Linked DNA regions of Homo sapiens: all the other regions are linked to region 3. The links are chromatin contacts, found by Hi-C or POLR2A ChIA-PET in ENCODE. All regions are on one chromosome and are shown on one strand. Each heading gives the region's core, a stretch centred on a gene start or an enhancer-like site at or near the end of the contact. The rest is flanking DNA. Distances are from core to core; before and after follow the strand shown. Region 1 overlaps ABCC4 (ATP binding cassette subfamily C member 4 (PEL blood group)). Region 2 overlaps ABCC4 (ATP binding cassette subfamily C member 4 (PEL blood group)). Region 3 overlaps LOC124903193 (a long non-coding RNA gene).

Region 1 (4,756 bases), core at 176-2,675, 180 kb after region 3:
TTTCTTACTGTTGATGAACCTATCTCTGCCAGACTTCTTTATTTCCAATTGGTTGATTTCTACTGCCTTGCTCCATTTGTACGACTGTAACAAGGACCACTCTCTGCTTCCCAGATGGACCTCTGTGTCCTCCCATCGTGGAGGAAACAGAAGGACAAAATGGGCCTGGTTAGTTCTCTCCAGCCTTCTGTAAGGACACTAATCCCCTTCAGGAGGGCTCTGCCGTAGCGACCTGATCACCTCTTAGAGGCCCCACCTCTTAACACTGATGCTGGGGTGAACTTCCAACCTGTGAATTTAGAACAGGCATGCCCATTCAAACCATAGCATCCACTTTACACACCATCACCTTTTCCTAAGTCGCTGTCACTCAATTGCCAGGGGCAAATAATTTATATCACCAAGGTAAGGTCCTGGCACATAATGTATGCTCAAGTATTTGTGTGTTTATGAATAAGTTGAAAATTAAAATAAATTGGCTTTGTGAGAGGGCTTGGCAAGAACTTGACTGTCTAAGCTTTTCAAAAATCTGCTTTGTTTTATTCCTGGTTCTTAATAGAGATGGATGCCCAAGGACAGACTCGAGTGAACTTAGCTGACACTGGCTGTGATTATTTTTTTATTTTTATTTTTTTGGTAGGGGAGAGAATGGGGTGGGTGTTGTCATAAAAGCTAAGATTCTTTTTTATGATGAAGTTTGTTTTTTAAAGATGAGATCTTGCTGTGTTACCCAGGCTGGAGCATAGTGGCTATTCATAGGCAGACTCCCACTACTGATTAGCAAGTTTGTATTTCATAAAAAATATTACCTATAAAACAGACCATACAGGGTCATTTCTTATCCCCATTCTTTCTGACAACAGCTTCAGGTAACACTGTGAAGGGATGGTCCATGCAGGTCAGTAACACTTTTTTCATGTAGCTTTTGCATCTTGAAAGAAAGAACTTAGGAGTATACTTTGACCAGAGTATCTTTCTGAGTGTGCAGGACACCTTTTTCAGACGGAAGGGCCACATGTGTATTGTGCTGCTGTAATTCTCTGACTGCTGTTGCTGCCCCTCACCGTGATTGCAGGTGTTGGTGTGTGTACCGTGGACCAGGGCTCTTGGAAGCCTGTACATGTTATTTCATGTTATCCTCACAATTGAAGGAGATAAGCATTAGTGTCCCCACTTTACAGAGAATGAAACTGGCTCCTGTAATAGGTTAAGGAGTTTGCCTATCTTAGAACTAGGAATCTGTTCAGAACCATGATTTCTTAACCATGGTATGTTGCCTGTTGTATTAATCTGTTTTTATATTGCTATAAAGAACTTCCTGAGACTGGGCAATTTATATTGGAAAGAGGTTTAATTGACTCACAGTTCAGCATAGTTGGGGAGACCTCAGGAAACTCACAGTCATGGCGGAAGGGGAAGCAGGCACTTTCTTCACAGGGTGGCAGGAAGGAGAAGTGCAAGCAGGGAAAATGCCAGACGCGTATAAAACCATCAGATCTCATGAGAACTCACTATCACTAGAACAGCACAGGGGAAACTGCCCCCATGATCCGATTACCTCCACCTGGTCCCACCCTTGACACGTGAGGATTATGGCGATTACAGTTCAAGCTGAGATTCGGGTGGGGACACAGAGCCAAACTGTATCACCTATGTTGCTGCCTTAGTATCCTCTGGTGTGGGATATTTCCTTCAGTATTCTTTTACTCATCTAGTTGTATTCCAAAAACCTTGAAAGGTTCTCTGTTTCTTGTGGAGTCCTATTTTTGAACCCTAGGTGTAGGGCTTACCTGTGTGTGTTTCCCAGCACATGACTCGTCTCTGTTCCCACTTTGGGGTCTTTTGCTCTGTGTGGCTGGGGTGTCCTCCCTTCTGTCCTTGATTTAAGCAAATGCTACTAAGCCCTCCGGCCAGGTCTCAGGAGCCTGGTGGTACTTTTGTTCCTGCCGAGCAAGGCCAGTACGGTGCAGCTCAGCATTGATGGACACATAATGGGCACCAAATGCTGGATGGACAGAAGCAGCAACCTTAGCAAAAGTCTGGGGCCCAATACAGACCCAAGGTGGCCCAGCCTGCACTAGAAGCTAGAGGAAGGCCGAGCGAGGAAGCAGACTCGAGTTGAATATTCCCAGAACACCAGGCCTTGTTCAAGGGGGGTGTGAGGGTCCTTAACTCTGGGGAGCTGGATTTTTTTCAGAGTGGACTGGATCGGAGTCTCTGCCTCGTTATGTGTGTCCCTCTGTGCATCTCAAACCCTCTTGGACTTGGTGGACCTGCTCTTGTAAGAGAGGGGCCATGTCTGACATTAAATATAGACCCTCCTGGCCAGGCGCGGTGGCTTACAGCTATAATCGCAGCACTTTGGGAGGCCGAGGTGAGCGGATCACTTGAGGTCAGGAGTTAGAGACCAGCTTGGCCAACATGGTGAAATCCCGTCTCTACTAAAAATATAAAAATTAGTCAGGCATGGTGGTACATGCCTGTAATCCCAGCTCCTGAGCTACACGCCTGTAATCCCAGCTCCTCAGGAGGCTCAGGCTTGCTTGAACCCAAAAAGTGGAGGTTGCAGTGAGCCGAGATTACGCCACTGCACTGTAGTCTGGGTGACAGAGTGAGGCTCTGTCTCCAAAAAAAAAAAAAAAAAGAGCCTCCTGACTGGCTTCCAGGCTGTGAAACAAATGGACTTTCCTTGGGCCATGTGGAGAAATAGAAACAGTCTTACTTGGTTAATAAAATTAGTCTGTCTTCCTGGCCATTATGAGATAAATGAAGATTAAGATCAAGACCATGGGGCTTTATATGAACAGGTAATAGCTGGTGAGTACCCACTAGGTAACAAGGAGGGGCCCAAGTGCCTTATGAATACTCACTCCTTTTACTTGTGTAACTCCCCTATCATTCCCACATTACAGATAAAGAAACTGAAGCCTGAGGAGGGTGAATAGCACCTCCACGTTTTAACAGTTAATAAAAGGCTGATCCGGGGCTTTAGCCCAGGCCGTCAATCTGTCTCAGAAGTGCGGCCAGGCGCGATGGCTCACGTCTGTAATCCCAGCACTTTTGGAGGCCTAGGTGGACGGATCACTTGAGGTCAGGAGTTCTAGACCAGCCTGGCCAGCATGGTGAAACCCCGCCTCTGCAAAAAATAAAACAACAACAACAAAATCAGCTGGGCATGGTGGCACGCACCTGTAATCCCAGCTACTCTGGAGGCCAAGGCACGAGAATTGCTTGAACCCGGGAGGTGGAGGTTGCAGTGAGCTGAGATTGCACCACTGCACTCCAGCCTGGGTGACAGAGGAGACTCCATCTCAAAAAAAAAAAAAAAAAAAAAAAGTGCACATTCTTATCCCCACATGCACAGCATAACCTGAATGCAGATCTCACTTCCATGCGGCAGCCATAAAAAATAATTGGGCAAAGAGCAGCCCCAACAGGTGGTATGGCGGGGTGGGACGCAGACCTTGGGTTCTCACCAACTCTCTGGGCCTTGGTTTTATTGTCTTTAAATAAGGGGATTGGACTTAGTGTCTGGAGGTCATTTCCTATTTTGTCTCACTTATTTAGAAAACCGTCTGTATTAGTCAGAGTTCTCCAGAGAAGCAGAACTGATAGGGCCCACGTGTATGTACATGCAGAGAGAGATTGGTAGATTGATTGATAAAATTGTCTCACGCAACTTGGAGGTGACGTAAGTCTGCAATCTGCAGGGCAGCTGGCAGGCCAGAGACCCTGGGAAGAGCTGATGATGCAGCTTGAGTCTGAGGAGGACAGTCTTGAGGCAGAATTCCCTTTTCTTTGTAGGTCTTTTTTCTCTTAAATGCCTTCAACTGATTGGATGAGCCCCGCTGACATTATGTAGGATTTTAAAGTCTACAGATTTAAATGCTAATCTCAACTGAAAAACACTTTCCCATTGATACCCAGACATGTTTGACCACATATCTGGGGACTGTGGCCTAGCCAAGCTGACACATAAAATTCACCATCACAGTCTTTTTTTTCTTTTGAGATGAGTCTCACTCTGTCGGCTAGGCTGGAGTGCAGTGGCACGATCTCAGCTCACTGCAACCTCTACTTCCCGGGTTCAAGCAATTCTCCTGCCTCAGCCTCCTGAGTAGTTGGGATTACAGGCGTGAGCCACCATGTCCAGCTAATTTTTGTATTTTTAGTAGAGGCAAGGTTTCACCACGTTGGCCAGGCAGGTCTCGAATTCCTGACCTCAAGTGATCCACCCGCCTTGGCATCCCAAAGTGCTGGGATTACAGGTATAAGCCACCGCACCCGGCCCATCACACACTCTTTAATCCTCATCTCTTCTTTTGGGCTCTCCATACGTGACTTTGTCCTCATTTTCCCCTTATTATTGAAGCCATTTGTTTATAGATTTCTTTCCCTTCCTAAACTCTAAACTTACAAAAGGCAGACACAGTGCCTCATTCATCTTTATATTACGTATAGATTGCAGGTGCTCAGAAGATGTGTAAGTGAAGTCAACCTCCAGCTTCATTACATCTATGAGATTTGGAAAATGCCTAACAACTGAGCATTATTTTAGTGGGAAGTGATGACTGTCGTTCTCTGCTGAATTATGTCACACATCAGAGAGTGTGGCATGAAAGGGATCCTGCAGACGATTTTCAGGGAATTGTGGTCCAATATGCAGCTAGGGAAGAAATCCTTAGGATTTTTTATTTTTTTCCCACCAAAATGCAACTCACCTGTGTCTAAGGCTTGAAATTCCTGTTCCTGTAGA
Region 2 (4,754 bases), core at 928-3,427, 150 kb after region 3:
TACATTAGGCATAGAGACTTTTCCTTAAGATCTGTGGCCTAATTAGCTCAAGATTTCTTGACTTTGTATCTAATTTGAAGAACCGTGGTGGTTCCTGCAGTGGGTTGGCTTCTGAGTTGTGGATTTTGATGTTGGGTTGGCTTGTCCTGAATGCCAGGTAAAGCTACAGCAGTACCTGAGCCTGCTTGCTGGTGCTCCTCTCTGCTGTTTGCAGACTTTTTTGCAGAATTGAGAAAGTTTGGGGAAACTTTTTATTCTGGATAAAACTGCTCGTCTTCACTTTCTTTAGAGTTACTCTGAAGGATAGTTTGAGGTAAAGTATCTGTCTGTCCTTCATCTTCCACCTTCTAAGGTGTGTTGAGTCCCTGCAGACTTTCTAGTTTTCCTTTATCATTTATTACAGATCTGCCCTAGAAGAATATATGGAATATATGTATGTAGTGTATCTCAGAGGGGTGCTCTCTATAGATTTCTGTGTTGAGAAATATTTGTAGTTACCCTAAGTGTATTGTTTAACCATTTATGTGATACTGTGTGGTTCTCTTTTTAGAATTCTGTAACTTGGGGGGAAATGCATATTCCCTGTATGCAGGGAATATGGATACTCCAGGAATACATGTATATATTCTCTTGGATGCTCCATCCAGAGTTCATATTATCAGGTACTCTTCATCTTTCTGGGGGAAGAATTCCTGTTTCTTTTAATCTTTTCATTTGAGAACCCTCTCCTCTTGACCATTTCCTTTTTTTTTCTTTAAAGAGACAGGGTCTCCCTATGTTGCCCAGGCTGGTCTCGAACTCCTGGGCTCAAGGGATCCTCCTGCCTTGGCCTCCCAAAGTACCAGGATTACAGGTGTGAGCCACCACTCCTGGCTTTTTTTTTTTTTTCAAGACAGAGTCTTGCTCTGTCGCCCAGGCTAGAGCACAGTGGCATGATCTTAGTTCACTGCAACCTCCGCCTCCCGGGTTCAAGTGATTCCCATGCCTCAGCTTCCCAAGTAGCTGGGATTACAGGCATGGTGGTGCATTTTTGTATTTTTAGTAGAGACGGCATTTCACCATGTTGGCCAGGCTGGTCGCGAACTCCAAACCTCAGGTAATGCGCCTACATTGACCTCTCAAAGTGCTGGGATTACAGGTGTGAGCCACTGCGCCTGGCCTTGATCTTTTCCTTCTCTTTTCTTGGCATTGCTGCAGGGCAGGTATATTTTTAGGTCAGTGGTCAGAGCAGCAGACAGCCTCCTCTACCACAGACTGAGTAGGAAGTGGAAGGTGCCCTCCCATAATGCACAGAGAGGCTGGGCTTGTGCACCCTTCCCAAGTCATGTCTGCCGCCCTATGCAATAAGTAGAACCTGAAGTAAAAAAAATAAATGCACCGTCATGCGCTGATGGTGAGAAGATTGCAGCCACCTGTAGCTCTCTGGCTGCATCCCAGTCTTCCCACCCCGTCTCCCTCTGGGTTTTCTCAGTGGATGTGGACAGACAATTGATAGCAAATTTTGTCAGCAACTGAGCCATACAGTGTTGTGGTCTTAGTTTTAAAACAGAACTTTTGTTTTTATTTAAAGCTATTTTTATTTCACTGTAGACTGTATATTGCTTTATATTTAGACTGAATAGTATGAAATTACAGATATTCAGGGCCGGGTGCAGTGGCTCACACCTGTAATCCCAACACTATGGGAGGCCAAGGTGGGTGGATCACTTGAGGCCAGGAGTTCGAGACCAGCCTGACCAACATGGTGAAACCCCATCTCTACTAAAAATACAAAAATTAGCCTGGCATGGTGGTGCACGCCTGTGATCCCATCTACTTGGGAGGCTGAGGCACAAGAATTGCTTGAACCCAGGAGGTGGAGGTTGCAGTGAGCTGAGATCCGTGCCACCGCACTCCAGCGTGGGTGACAGAACAAGACTCTTCTTTAAAAAAAAGAAATTACATATATTCAACTCCTTTGGGCCTTTTTACAAAACTAGCAATTTCATATGGCTCAAACTAATCTTTTGTCTATTAGTCTGTAGATCGGTTTCCTTTCTGAAGATTCGTAGAGAGCCTCTTGACAGTGTTGTCAAAGTGAAACTGTGTGGTGTGTGTGGAAGTTATCTCCCTGGACACATGTGATACTTTGGTTGGACTTCCTCTTCTAATGTTATTTTCTAAGTTTCTGACAAAATTAGAATGACCCAGTAGTGCTTCTTACATTGTCCATAATACGTTAAAATTTTTGTTTCAAAAACTTTTCTCCCCCACAGTTTTTGGTTTTACTTCTGATGTGAACTTGAATTGTACCTGGGCATTTTGTGAGACATTAATCTCATCAAGGGACAATTTGTCAGTCTTCTAGTTTGCTAGGGAATAGCTTAAGAGGAGCCAAGTTAACTTTCCATAGCTTGGAGTTTGAGCTAAGAAAGCAAGTTAAGGAGGGAGGACTTGTTTTGTTTGGATTTTTCCAAGAGGAAATTTCTGCTGCTGGAGATTTAGGAGTGTCAGATGCGTCCCATCATCTGATAATTGTATTTGCTTCACTGGGGTGTGGGTGCAAACTGGAAGAAAATGCTTTAGCTCAGTGGTTCCTCAAACTGCTCTCTGTTGTATTCATGAGGGGAAATCTTTAAAATACCACTGGTGTCTGGACTCTTCCCCTAAACATTCTGATTTAATTGCTTTAGGGAAATTTTAAAAGCTCCTATGTGATACTAATAGGCCTCAAATATGTGTTCAGCTTAATTTTATGCTTTATAACTAAGACCTTCCAGTTCACAGAGATAGCATATGGGTTGCGGGTTTAATCCCCCTCATTGGTGAATAACTCCTTCGGACTTGTAGGTATAAACCTCAAGCATGGTAGCTGTTCATCAGCCCGAGTGTCCTACCATCTGGTCTGGGAATCTCATATGCAGGAGAGCCCGGGTGTTGAGTCAGGTGTCCAGGCACTTTGTAGAAGACTCCATGAAGTCCTCTAGTGGCAGATTGGCAAGGGTAGAGATTGAGTGTGGACTCTGAGAGCAATCATGGACTCAGAGCAGTCAGACCTGAGTTCACATCTCAGTGCTGTCATTTTCTAAGCTGTAAAATCTTAAGAGAAGCACATTCGCTTCCCAGGGCCAGTTTCCTGATAACAACTTGTTGAAGACTACTCTTTCCCCATTGAATTAAGTTGGAGAAAATGTAGATTAGATGGCCATTTATGTGTGAATCTTTTTCTGGATCCTCTATTCTGTTTTGTTGATCTATATTTTCTTTGTTTTACTTTAGTAGTCAGATGGATAGAATCTATTCTTTCTTCATAGCAAATTATCTTAATTACTATAGCTTTATAAATCAAATAGTGAAAGTTACCCAACCTGTTTTTCTTTTATGATTGTTTTGACTATTCTAAGTCTCTTGCATTTTCATATTGACTTTAGAATCAGCTTTTCAAGTTTTACAGGAAACTGTTGGGTTATGCATCTTGAATTCTAAGACATGGTCTTAGAATTCCAGATGAAGTAATTCCAGATGAAGTAATTGCCCTGTTGGAGAAGTAATTCTCCAACAGGGCAATTCTATCCACCTGACTATTAATGTTAAGAGTGGGCATCTTAACATTATTTAGATTTCCAGTCTAAGAAAATAGTGTATTTACCTATTCCTCAGTTATCTACATCTTTATACATTTCTTTTTCTTTTTTTTTTTTTTTTAAGTGGAGATGGAGTCTCAGTATGTTGCCCAGGATGATCTTCCTGAGCTCAATTGATTCTCCTGTTTCAGCCTGCCAAAGTGTTGGGATTACAGGCATGAGCCACTCACGCCAAGCCCTAGATCTTTAACTCTCCTTGTAATTATTAGGATAGAGGTCTTAAAGATCATTTGTTATATTTTTATATTTTATATTTTTATATTTTTATATTTGTTAGCATTTAAAAAAGAATGCCATAATTCAAAGTAGCATTTGTGCTGTTATAAATGGTATTTTATTTATTTATTTTATTTATTTTTTGAGACAGACTCTCGCTCTGTTGCCCAAGCTGGAGTGCAGTGGCACGATCTTGGCTCACTGCAACCTCCGCCTCCTGGGCTCAAGCAATTACCCTGCCTCAGCCTCCTGAGTAGCTGGGATTACAGATGCATGCCACTGCACCCGACTAATTTTTGTATTTTTAGTAGAGACGGGATTTTACCATGTTGGCCAGGCAGGTCTCGAACTCCTGACCTCAGGTGATCCACCCACCTTGGCCTCCCAAAGTGCTGGGATTACAGGAGTGAGCCACTGTGCCCGGCCATAAATCGTATTTTAAATTTTCACTTACCGTTTGTTGTTAGTATATAGAAATACAATTGATTTTTGTATTTTTGCTTTGTTTCCTGAAACCTTGCTAAAGTGCGTTAAGTTGCAGTAATTTTTGGCTGATTCCTTAGGATAGCTATTTAGATAATCATGCCTTTGGATAAAAACAAATATACTCTGTGTGTGTGTGTGTGTGTGTGTGTGTGTGTGTGTGTGTGTGTGTGTGTGAGAGAGAGAGAGACAGACAGACAGACAGACAGTGGGGGAGAGGGAGAGAAGAAGGGAGAGAAGTTAAAATCTCCGGTTATGAGAGTTAGTCTCTTTTTCTCCTTAATCATGAACTTTTTGCATCCTGACTTACTGGATTCACTTGTATTTAAAGTTTCTTACTGGATTCATTTGTGCTTAAGGTTTATTTGTATTTAATATCCCCTCATCTTCACCGCCATACAATATTTATGCTTTAATTATTCAGTTGTCTTT
Region 3 (4,371 bases), core at 1,377-3,876:
CCCGGGCTGGTCTGGATCCTCCTACCTCAGCCTCCAGAGTAGCTGGAATTATAGGTGCACATCACCACGCCCAGCTCATCTTAACCATTCTTAAATGTTCATGTTAGTGGCATTAAGTACATTCACATTGTTATACAACCATCACCACCATCCATCTCCAGAACTTTTTTATTTTCCCCAACTGAAACTCTGTACCCATTAAACAATAACTCAGTCTGTCTCTAGTTTATGTTAATTATTTTCTAGTTCAGTCATCATCCCACTGGAATATTCTTTTGTTTTTTGTTTTGTTTTGTTTTGTTTTTAAGACAGAGTCTCACTCTGTCACCCAGGCTAGAGTACGGTGGCACAATCTTGGCCCACTGTAGCCTCTGCCTCCCGGGCTCAGCCAATCCTCCCACCTCATCCTCCCTGAGTAGCTGAGACTACAGGCATGTGACACCACGCCTGACTAATTTTTGTGTTTTTAGTAGAGATGGGGTTTCACCATATTGGCCAAGCTGGTTTCAAACTCTTGGACTCAAGTGATGCGGGCTCCTTGGCCTCCCAAAGTGCTGAGATTACAGGCATGACCCACAACGCCCAGCCTGGAATATTCTTTTACCTAAAGAATAGATTATAAACTTAAACTCCATCAATAATTCTTATATAAATAATAAGTGTATAACAAGCAAAGTAGAAAATATGCATAGCTGCTACAGTCCTCATTTTTGTAACTGAGCATAAGGCTTTAGTTGATATTTATAATTTTTTCAACTACCAATTTTGTCTTCTCTTTGACCACAGCAAGGAACACAGCTAGCTGGGATTCTTTACCTTATGGTGTGACATAAACCTTCATTCTTGATGAATCAGAATCCTAGTCACTCAGGCTTCATTGAGTTGATGCAATAATTCTTTTAACTGTTACTACTGGACTTGGAGGTATTAAGAATCATTCAGAGGGCAGGCACGGTGGCTCATGCCTGTAATCCCAGTACTTTGGGAGGCTGAGGCAGGTGGATCACCTGAGGTCAGGAGTTTGAGACCAGCCTGACCAAGACGGTGAAACCCTGTCTCTACTAAAAATACAAAAATTATCTGGGCATGGTGGCGCACACTTATAATCCCAGCTACTCAGGAGTCTAAAGCAGGAGAATCACTTGAACCTGGGAGATGGAGGTTGCAGTGAGCCAAGATTGCTCAATTTTTTTTTGAGACTCTGTCTCAAAAAAAAAATCATTCAGAGAGGTTTTTGGACTTAGTCTTCCCTGCTCCACTATGTAGTAACAACTCTACGTCTTCTTGTAATTGGAATTAATTACTCCAGTCAGTAATTTGCCTCTTTCTTTGCATATTGGTTCAGTGACATAAAGAGTCCCAAATAGTTGGTTCACTTGGAACCAATAATGTGTCCCTTGGTGGAAGCATTCTTCTCTTGGAAATAAAGAATGACCCGTAAGGCCAGGCACAGTGGCCTTCACCTGTAATCCTAACACTTTGGGAGGTCAAGGCAGGAGGATTGCTTGAGTCCAGGAGTTTGAGACTAACGTAAGCAACATGGCGAGACCTTGTCTCTACAAAAAATTAAAAAATTAGCTGGGTATGATGATGTGTGCCTGTAGAGTCCCAGCTACTTGGGAGGCTGAGGTGGGAGGATCATCTGAGCCCAGAAATTTGAGTCTGTAGTGAGCCAAGATTGTGCCACTGCACTCCAGCCTGGGAGATAAAGTGAGACCTTGTCTCAAAAAAAGAAAAAAAAAGATGTAAAAAAACACAAAAATATTCAGGAGCAGGAAGCAAAACTTAGGACTACTAAATTTAACAGTGAGAGGAGCTATTCCAACTTGTACCACTTGATTCCTGGACCTGTATTCTGACTATGAGAGAAATATTATTTTGATTGCTGGTTCAAAGCACATGCCCCATCACATAGAACAGACTCCAACTAACGGGGTGTTTTCACCCTGGAAAAGGAGCCTAGTCTTCTCAGAAATGGGAGAGAAGCGTGATTCCACTTGCAATGGGTATTCAGGGCCTTTGGTGTTTCTCAAGATTTTTATATTCTTCCAAATCCACACAAATATCCCCAATTCTCAGCCAGCTGCAGTGGCTCACACTTGTAATCTCAACACTTTGAGAGGCGGAGGTGGGAGAATCGCTTAAGCCTAGGAGTTCTAGAGACCAGCTTGGGTAACACAGGGAGACTGTCTCTACAAAAAAAAAAAAAAAAGGAAAAAATGTTAAAAAAAAAAAATTGGCCAGGCGCTGTGGCTCACGTCTGTAATCCCAGCACTTTGGGAGGCCGAGGCGGGTGGATCATTTGAGGTCAGGAGTTTGAGACCAGCCTGACCAAGCTGGTAAAGTCTACTAAAAATACAAAAATTAGCTGGGCGTGGTGGCCCTCGCCTGTAATCCCAGTTACTTGGAAGGTTGAGACAAGAGAATCACTTGAACCAGGGAGACGGAGGTTGCAGTGAGCTGAGATCTCGCCACTGCACTCCAGCCTGAAAGAGCGAGACTCTGTCTCAAAAAAAAAAAAATTTCTCAAGGTCTCAGTTCTCAATTTATGCCCCAGTTTCCACATGAGAAAAAAGGGAGAAGCTGGCAGGAACCAGCAGGTGGCACCAAAGGAAACCTCTGGCTGCCCTCGCTGCTCATTAGCGTTAAGACACTCCCATCAGCCCATGACAGCTTACAAATGCCAGGGCAAGGACCCAAAAGTTACCGCCCTTTTCCTAGAAAGTTCTAAACAACGCTCTCCTCAATTTGCATTAACCCACTCCTTAATTTGCATATAGTCGAAAGTGGGCATAAATATAGTTCCCAACAGCCCGTACTCTGCAGAGGCTGGGGACACTGCCCATGAGTTATCCCTGCTCCACAAGGAACAAGACCATTCAATAAAAGATTGTCATCTGATACTACCGGCTTGCCCTTGAATTCTTTCCTGGAGGAAGCCAAGAACATTCCTAGGCTAAGCCCCAGTTTTGGGGGTTCCTTGTCCTGCATCAGCTTCTAAATCAGTTTATCATAATTCTGCAACCTCGGCCAGGCACAGCGGCTCACGCTTGTAATCCCAGCACTTTTGGGAGGCCGAGGAAGGTGGATCACCTGAGGTCAGGAGTTTGAGACCAGCCTAGCTAACATGCGAAACCCCATCTCTATTAAAACTACAAAAATTAGCTGGGTGTGGTGGCACGTGCCTGTAATCCCAGCTACTCAGGAAGCTGAGGCAGGAACCCAGGAGGCAGAGGTTGCAGTGAGCCCAGATTGTGCCATTACACTCCAGCCTGGGCGACAGAATGAGACTCTGTCTCAAAAATAAATAAATAAATAAAAATTTAAAAAAATTAATTCTGCAACCCAAACCACCAAAACTTGGGTCTTTATTAGTCCTATGGCTACCAGAAACCAGAGTTTGTTTGTTTGTTTGTTTTTGAGGTGGAATCTCGCACTGTCACCCAGGCTGGAGTGCAATGGCACCATCTCGGCTCACTGCAACCTCCGCCTCCCAGGTTCAAGCGACTCTCCTGCCTCAGCCTCCCGAGTAGCTGGGACTACAGGTGCCTGCCACCACACCCGGCTAATTTGTATTTTTTGTAGAGACGGGGTTTCACCATATTGGCCAGGCAGGTCTCGAACTCCTGACCTTGTCATCTGCCTGTCTCGGCTTCCCAAAATGCCAGGATTACAAGTGTGAGCCACTGCACCTGGCCGAACAAATTATTACTATTATTATTATTTTTTTTGAGATGGAGTTTCTCTCTGTTGCCCAGACTGGAGTGCAGTCATGCAATCTTAGCTCACTGCAGCCTCTGCCTCCCGGGTTCAAGAGACTCTTCTGCCTCTGCCTCCCGAGTAGCTGGGACTACAGGGGCATATCACCAAGCCTGGCTAATTTTTGTATTTTTTAGTAGAGATGGGGTTTCACCATGTTGGCCAGGGTGGTCTCGAACTCCTGACCTCAGGTGATCCACCTGCCTCGGCCTCCCAAAGTGCTGGGATTACAAGCATGAGTCACCGTGCCCGGCCGGTCATTTCTTTTTATACCATTCTGGTACCAAACACTGTATCAGTTAGTATCCAGTCCAGAAAAACCTGACGATATGTATTTCAAAAACCATTCTTCTGCACTGAATAATATTAAAATCCCAGGTTTCTTAAACACTGCAGCAGGCTGGTAGGAGAGTGTGTGTGAAGTTATTCCAAGAAGAGCAGGGCACACTGGACTTCTGGTTAATGGAATAGGTGGGTACTCCATTCTGGTTAACGGAGTAGTGTTTTGATGGAAAAACGAAAGTGGTGTGACTGTATTTGTACTTGGACTTGACACCTTCAACAACTTGCCTCCTATACTGGAGGCCCACTGAGTCAAGCTCTTTCATATAA

The links. A loop is a pair of places that touch in the nucleus more often than their neighbours do. ChIA-PET counts read pairs that join two places held with the same protein, here RNA polymerase II (POLR2A). Pooled maps may share reads with other maps.
Region 1: a loop to region 3 is called in a map with no recorded cell type, with 2.8 times the contacts of the local background. The contact joins two enhancer-like sites. A Hi-C loop is called at or near these places in 67 of 168 maps with a recorded cell type or tissue (GM12878, GM13976, GM18951 and 44 more), 26 of 37 single-sample maps with no recorded cell type and 29 of 50 pooled maps. POLR2A ChIA-PET finds 5 or more read pairs at or near these places in 14 of 52 experiments (AG04450, HCT116, HEK293 and 11 more).
Region 2: a loop to region 3 is called in a pooled map, with 4 times the contacts of the local background. The contact joins two enhancer-like sites. A Hi-C loop is called at or near these places in 5 of 37 single-sample maps with no recorded cell type and 7 of 50 pooled maps. POLR2A ChIA-PET finds 5 or more read pairs at or near these places in 3 of 52 experiments (AG04450, activated CD4-positive, alpha-beta memory T cell and naive thymus-derived CD4-positive, alpha-beta T cell).

The regions. Positions count from the first base shown.
Region 1 is chr13:95,201,225-95,205,980 of GRCh38, reverse strand. All of the region lies in intron 8 of ABCC4 (ATP binding cassette subfamily C member 4 (PEL blood group)), which reads left to right. Among named protein-coding and RNA genes, the nearest start is that of SNORD13G, 6.7 kb to the left of the region's middle. RefSeq lists an enhancer at 1,558-2,058. Within about 2 kb of position 1,425, at least 2 of the 41 ENCODE cell types and tissues checked have a DNase peak (open chromatin) inside an H3K27ac peak, as active enhancers do.
Region 2 is chr13:95,224,899-95,229,652 of GRCh38, reverse strand. The region is part of intron 4 of ABCC4 (ATP binding cassette subfamily C member 4 (PEL blood group)); the gene reads left to right. Among named protein-coding and RNA genes, the nearest start is that of SNORD13G, 17 kb to the right of the region's middle. RefSeq lists a silencer at 2,764-3,058. Within about 2 kb of position 2,177, at least 5 of the 41 ENCODE cell types and tissues checked have a DNase peak (open chromatin) inside an H3K27ac peak, as active enhancers do.
Region 3 is chr13:95,379,111-95,383,481 of GRCh38, reverse strand. The region is part of intron 1 of LOC124903193 (a long non-coding RNA gene); the gene reads left to right. Among named protein-coding and RNA genes, the nearest start is that of ABCC4, 80 kb to the right of the region's middle. RefSeq lists an enhancer at 2,380-2,429 and a silencer at 2,710-2,759. Within about 2 kb of position 2,626, at least 3 of the 41 ENCODE cell types and tissues checked have a DNase peak (open chromatin) inside an H3K27ac peak, as active enhancers do.